Linked DNA regions of Homo sapiens: region 2 is linked to region 1. Evidence: chromatin contacts called from ENCODE Hi-C data. All regions are on one chromosome and are shown on one strand. The core of a region is the stretch at or near the end of the contact, and the rest is flanking DNA. Distances in the headings are between cores, read along the strand shown. Region 1 holds the start of TSPOAP1 (TSPO associated protein 1). Region 2 overlaps MSI2 (musashi RNA binding protein 2).

Region 1 (3,482 bases), core at 481-2,980:
TCCACTGTGGCACATACACAGCATCTTAGACAAGGGCACAGACACTCATATACAAAGCACACACTGAGATGCAAATGCATTTACACACAGAGGCCCCATTCAGTGTGCCAGTAACACACACACAGACACATGTGACATGACTGGCATGACACACACAGGGATTACACACACCCAGGGCACATACATATTCAGTAGTACACACATGCAATGATAGAAACATAGGGCGTGTCTTACACATAGAAGAGCACACACATACAGTGACATTTGCATAATAAACACGGTGGCTCCATACACATACATAGATAGAGACATGTTCATATATCATGATAAATATAGAATACATAGATACATGGTGATATATATATATAAATCAAACCATGTCATTATGCATATTTACATGACGATATGAGCATGTCATATATTGTGTAATCAATTACTACATTGTGCCATATAGTAGCATCCATATCTATATATATCATGATGTGTTGTAATTTATAAACTCATGCAATGATAGCCTCCCATGCACATAACAGCACACACATAGACACAGTGGCAAACAAACATAGATGCAATGACACAGAAACATACATACAGATACACCCAATGTGTTTTTGTTACGTTTTATTATGTGACTCATAGACACATAATAGCACACACATATATACACACAATGGCCCCTTCACATATACAGAAATAGATAATGTCTATTCTATAGATGCATACTATACACACGCATGCGCATAATGGCATGCATATATACTCTGACCTAAACAGCAACACATCATGCAGTGGCGTGCGTGTTGACCTACACACTGCTTTAGGGAAGTGAAGATGTCCACTCCTCCCCATGCACCCCCTACCTCCAGTTCCATTGGCTCTTGCCTGGGTGGAGCCCACAGTCAGGGGCTCTAGGGTTCAGTATCACCGCTGCTATTCTGTGGGGGTGCCACACGAGGGCCCCCGACCTTGGCTGAAACTGGCTTGCCTAATGAGTCCCGGGTTCAGAGTGGAGAGGGGCTGCCTCTCGGGGCTTCTCCCAACACCCCTGGCTCTGGGGACTCTGTCTAGACCCCTGCCACTGCATATAGACTGACTCCTGGCTGAGGGGATTCTCACGTCCTTGTCCCCCAAATTATTTAGCAACAAGATCTAAGGCTAGACAGAAGATGAACTTCCAGGCAATTCGGGACAAAGCCAACCCAACAGGCCATGTGGGCTTCCCTGGTGGCCTGGGACAGCCAGGTTGCCCCCCAAGTGCAATCTGCCAGGAGGAAGCAGAAGGAATTCTCCGTCTATTTCTACCTGTCTCTTTGCTTGTCTTCCCGGTTTCTTTCTCTTGGTTTCTGTCTCTCTCTTTGTTTCATCTCAAGTCCCATCTTTTCTAGTTCTGCCCTTCTCTGTGGCTGGATCTCTGTCATACCCTCCCCCGTTCTGTCTCTATCAGTCTCACCCGATGTAGGGAGGACCATCTGCACCCCACTCGCCTCTGTACTCCGGAAGGTGTGAGAATGTGTGAAGATGAGGGTGGGAGGCCACATGTGGGAGCCCTGGGCTGACATGCCGTGAGAAACCTGCTCTTCCTTCTGTCCCCGACCCTGTCAGCCGGTTCAGCCCACCAGTCCAGCGCCATCACCATGGAAACCAGCAGCCGACTTCCTATTGGTGGGTGGGAGGGGAGGAGGAGGAGGAGGAGGGGAGGGCTGGCTCTTCCCGGCTCACCCCCCCACCCAATTCTGAGGCTCAGCCCTCCTCGGAGCCCACCATCTCGAGGCTCCTGGACTGTAAGGGACCCCTGCAGTCCCCAGAGCAGAGGCCAGCAGGGGCTGAGACTATGAGGCAAGCAGCCCATCGACCCAGGCCTCCTTAGGACCAGCCCAGCCACCCAGCAAGCGAAAGAGCAGCAGCAGAGAGCAGAGCCGGAGATAAAGGACCACAGCGGACCACTGGGGATCACCCCCAGCAGCTCCTGAAGCCTCTGGCCGGGCTGAGGGGTTGCGACAGACGGCCAGACCCACAGACACTGACAGACACACAACGACACCGATGCACACAGCTGCACGACACTGACACACTCAGATACAACCAGGGACAGCATCACATACTGCCACAGCCCTGCAATACAGACACCCACACACACACACACAAACAACTGGCAACTCTGAAATGGGCAGACAGTGACACACAGCACCACCCCCCTCAACACACAGAAGTGGGGGCACCCATCTTCCCAACACATGAGACAGCATTGACCTGCACGGACAGACCTGGAGACACACACACGCACCCTCACCCAGGCGCAGCTGTCGGTGGCCTCTGCACATCCTCCCTACCCCCACAGGGACACCCTCGCTCCTCCACATACTCGCGCACACACACAGCTACCAGCAAACATAGCTCACATACCCCTGGCTCCAGCTCCAGCAGCCCTGGCGCCTTCTGCAGCCTCCTTTGTGGGTGGGGAAGAGCTCAGCCAACCTTGGATGGAGCGTCGGTGAAGCAAGAGCTCAGAGGGGAGAGGGGCTGGCCTGGCATGACCCTCGCCAGTCCCCCCACCTGGCTGGGTGATGTCCCCCGGCCCGGGTTCTGGGGCCCCTTGGCAGTACCATGGAGCAACTGACAACCCTCCCACGGCCTGGGGACCCTGGAGCCATGGAGCCATGGGCACTGCCCACCTGGCATAGCTGGACTCCAGGTCGAGGGGGTGAACCTAGCAGTGCAGCCCCAAGCATCGCTGATACTCCTCCGGCAGCTCTGCAGCTTCAAGAACTGAGGTCTGAGGAGAGTTCCAAGCCCAAAGGAGACGGGAGCTCCAGGCCCGTGGGGGGAACTGACCCTGAAGGAGCAGAGGCTTGTCTGCCCAGCCTGGGCCAGCAAGCATCCAGCTCTGGACCCGCCTGCCAGAGGCCAGAGGATGAGGAAGTGGAGGCTTTCCTGAAGGTAAGGGATCTGTGGAGGGCTGGGGTCTGCAAGGTGGGGGTCTCTCACCATGTCCTCCAGCCTGGCCAGGAGGTGAGGCGAGGTATGCATCCCCAATGCCCACCTGTCCTCTCTTGGCCTGTCTGTGGGTCCATCTCTGTGGCTATCTGTCCTCTCTTCATCGAGCAGAAATCTGAGGGGCTCCATTTCTTTCGTCATTTGTCTGTCCTTCTGACCCTCTTTGCCTGTCTGTCTAGATCTGGCCCTGCTGCTGCCCCGTCCCTCTCTGTGCCTCCTCCTGACAGTGTGTCTGTCTGTGTCTCTTCTTCCATGAGTCTGTCTGTCCTTAGGGGCTGGGGGATACAGGGGGAGTGTGGAGGTGCACAGAGAATCAGTGCAGAGGAAGTAGATTGAGGGGAGGGGGCTTGGTGCTGGGCTGAGGCAGGGTTGGGGTGGGTGTGAGCAGGCTCCTGTAGAAGAGGGAAGGAACAGGACTTTGGGGGAGGGCAGGGGAGTCTGGAGGGATGGGAGTGGGAGCTCGAGCTCGCATGTCCCTGGAGGAGAAG
Region 2 (3,450 bases), core at 898-3,397, 870 kb after region 1:
GGGGAATTTGGTGAAACTTTCTAAAATCTCTTACCCCTTTGGGGGTTCAGGTTTCCCAGCTGTGAAGTGATAGGAGTTATTAGAGTGTTCTCTAACATCTCCACCTCTTCTTTTAAAGTTATTTTTGTCCTAGAGACCCTATGTCCTGAAAGAACATGTTTCCCTCTTGAAAACCAATTAATCAATAAACAGTCTGACCACACATTAAAACTCTAGGCCTTGGAACAGGATGCTGCCAAACTTCTCCTTCCTTTCTCCTCCCAAAAGCCAACAACTTTCCAAATGAAGTGCCAATGAAACCACAGGACCCGGGTGCATGGAGATTGGGTGGGAAAATACGCCTTGCTCCCAACTCAAAGAGCCTTGGCCCATTCAGATAAGTTCTCCTGCCAAGGATACTTAAATGGTTGAGAATGACCTAGAAGGCAATCATCTGCCTAAAATAAACTCCAAGATGATGCAGTCCTGGAAACTACATCAACATCTGCAATGAAGATTTACGGACCCAAAGGCAGCAGGCCTTGGAATTTAGCCCCAGTTGTGCCCTGAGCACAACCCTTGGTAAAGCCCTTGAGCAAGACTAAATCTGCACAGCCATCTCCAACACAGGGCAAGTCAGTTGTGGTGTTCCTTTTTTTTTTTTGGAGATGGAGTCTCGATCGCTCTGTCGCCCAGGCTGGAGTGCAGTGGTGCGATCTCAGCTCACTGCAACTTCTGCCTCCCAGGTTCAAGCAATTCTCTGCCTCCGCCTCCTGAGTAGCTGGGATTACAGGTGCCTGCCACCACGCCCCACTAATAGTAGAGACAGGGTTTCACCATCTTGGCCAGGCTGGTCTTGAACTCCTGATCTCGTGATCCACCCGCCTTGGCCTCCCAAAGTGCTGGGATTATAGGCGTGAGCCACTGCGCCCGGCCAAAGCTGTGATGTTCTTCGCTCCCTCATAGAGATGTTATGAGGCTAAGAGAAGGTACAGACATACAAGTGCCCTGGACTCATCCCTTCTTGTCTGTCTCCCCGTGTGCACCCCGAGTTCCCTGCCAAAGGCAGGAACTGCTCTTCAACATCTTTGCATCCACAGAGGAAAGTTCGGAAAGATCGTTTCTTGCTCCTGTTAAACCGTAGTGGTTGTTCGATGTTCTTGTTCTGCTGCCCGGAGGTCCCTCACCTTGGTAGCATCTCCTTTAGGTGAGAGTTTCAAGAGGGCTGTCTCTGCGGGGCGTCTGGTCTATCTTCACATGCAGTGACAAGGCCCGTAACACAAAGCTTCCTGGTGATGTTTCTACCACACTTCTTTCCCAATTCATCTCCAGAGCTTTGTCCAAAGAGTCTGTGCCTAACACCCACACGCGGGCACCAGCTGGGATGGGAACGTGTGTGTGCCTGTGCCTGTGTGCGTGCTGCGGAGGAGCAAAGCCAACGTTTTCCCAAGGTGACGCAGCAAATCAGCATGAGCAGGTTCCGCTGGGCACTCCACGCGGCCCTGCTTCTCTGAGCATGCAGACAGGAGGCCAACAATTCAAAACTACAGTTCCCCGGCTCTCCCCCACTGTCCCTCTGCTGCCCTCGCTCTCCTGCTGTCTCGGCCCCTGCTCCCCACATCTCTCAAGAACATCTCTGTTTGTTTTGGACTCGCTATACACAAAAACTTCTCCACTCAGGGGGCATGAGGAGAGAGAACTGCGCTTGTTTAAAGACGATCTCTTTTTAACGGCTGTAATCTTTAATTCATAACGGTCCTAGGAACCAGCGGTGGACAAGGGCTGAGAGCTGGCCCCCCTTTTTCAGGGTTTTAAAACACAAGCGGCTGCACAGGAAGTTGGTTTTCACAAAGGCAAAAGAGAGAAAAACATGCTAATTCACAAGCAATGGCTTCAAACCCCCCATTTCAAGTCTTATGATGGCTGCCAAGTGGTCCGACTGTGACCACAGCTCCCTGTGTGTGAGTTGGGGGGCAGGGGCTTCACTGCATTATTCAGAGGCTGACCACAAAACCATCTTTTGTGCAAAGTTACCACAGAGAGAGACCGTTTCATATACAAGCTGCAATAGACAGCTGGCTGTACTCTAAAAGAAAGGGAAGCTCTAATACAAGCCCCAGAGCCACATGAAGAGGCATGAGGAGGGAACTCGAAGTCACTGAGCATCTCCCACGCACCTGAATGAGAGCTAGGCGCTCTGTAAGAACTTCATAAGGTGGGTGGGAAAATCAGGCTCTCAGAGGTTACTGAACAGCCTCAAGGTCATGGCAGGAATAGGGTTCCAGCCAGGTCTTCCACGCCTGCGACAGGAGCAGCAGCAGGCAGGGCTGGTATGCAAAGATGAGGTGAAGCCCCAGATGGAATGATGCTAGCGGCACCCCTCTTCCCTAGCCAGAGGGGCTGCGCTGTTACCTCTACTGGCTTTAATCTAGTGAAGAGCTCAAGCGCCACATGGACTACTTGCCTATGAAGAACTCTAGTCCATGGCAAAGGACCAAAGCCACAGACCTGGGTCAAAGGAGATCTTGAAAACACATGCCATGGCACACGCCTGCAATCCCAGCACTTTGGGAGGCCGAGGTGGGTAGATCACCAGGTCAGGAGATCGAGACCATGCTGGCCAACATAGTGAAACCCATCTCTACTAAAAATACAAAAAATTTGCCAGGCGTGGTGGCGGGTGCCTGTAATCCCAGCTACTTAGGAGGCTGAGGCAGGAGAATCGCCTGGACCAGGGAGTTGGAGGTTGCAGTGAGCCAAGATCGTGCCACTGCACTCCAGCTTGGAGACAGAGCGAGAATCCATCTCAAAAAAAAAAAAAAAAAGAAAGAGAAAAAGAAAAAGAGAGAGAGAGGAAAGAAGGAAGGAAGGAGGACAGACATACCTTCAGCAGCTACAGGGAAGATGAGGCGGGCTGGAACCACTCACTACTGCCCTTCAGAACAGTATATGGAAGCACACGTTCATTGGACACCAGCACCATTGTGGTGACACCGGATGGTGGGCCTCTCACTATCCACAGTTCCTGGTGGTTTTGGGGGCTGCCAAAGGCACTATTAATCATCACTCCGCCCCGAGCTCCATCATTTCAATAACATACTGAGCCAATGTGCTCAAGATCTGCACAGAGCTCCTGGAGCGAGCCAGTCCTCTCCACTTAGCCCTTGGGTGCCTGTTTATTTCACTGAGCCTTCTGCCCTGTGAATGAGGGCTTCCTGCCAGGTATCAGCCTTGGCGGCCAACAGGTGGGTAATAGCACACAGGGTCATGCAGCCCTTTCTTCCCAGAGAGGTACTCATCCAACCAGTGGTTTTTGATGAGAAAGATAAAGGTATGAGCTCTGGGGTCAGGCAGTTTGGATCCTGGCTCTGCCAATTCCTGGCTTTTTGATCTCAAACAAGTTACTATAGCCCAATCCCTCACCTGTAGAGTGGGAATGATGACAGTACCTATCCTGAGGATGGTGTTGAG

Evidence for each region. A loop is a pair of places that touch in the nucleus more often than their neighbours do. Pooled maps may share reads with other maps.
Region 2: a map with no recorded cell type shows a loop between it and region 1 (5-fold over the local background). The contact joins the enhancer-like site here to the promoter of TSPOAP1 in region 1. A Hi-C loop is called at or near these places in 11 of 37 single-sample maps with no recorded cell type and 6 of 50 pooled maps.

Annotation. Positions count from the first base shown.
Region 1 is chr17:58,327,043-58,330,524 of GRCh38, reverse strand. TSPOAP1 (TSPO associated protein 1) reads left to right here and starts at 1,730. Exons shown (of 32, transcript NM_004758.4): 1 at 1,730-2,937. The coding sequence starts at 2,605. It overlaps TSPOAP1-AS1 (TSPOAP1, SUPT4H1 and RNF43 antisense RNA 1), which reads right to left. Exons shown (of 5, transcript NR_038410.1): 2 at 2,404-2,475. RefSeq lists enhancers at 908-987, 1,088-1,257, 1,788-1,857, 2,728-2,887 and silencers at 2,568-2,677, 3,288-3,347.
Region 2 is chr17:57,453,793-57,457,242 of GRCh38, reverse strand. All of the region lies in intron 6 of MSI2 (musashi RNA binding protein 2), which reads right to left. Among named protein-coding and RNA genes, the nearest start is that of MSI2-AS1, 150 kb to the left of the region's middle. RefSeq lists an enhancer at 1,689-1,808. Within about 2 kb of position 2,147, at least 11 of the 41 ENCODE cell types and tissues checked have a DNase peak (open chromatin) inside an H3K27ac peak, as active enhancers do.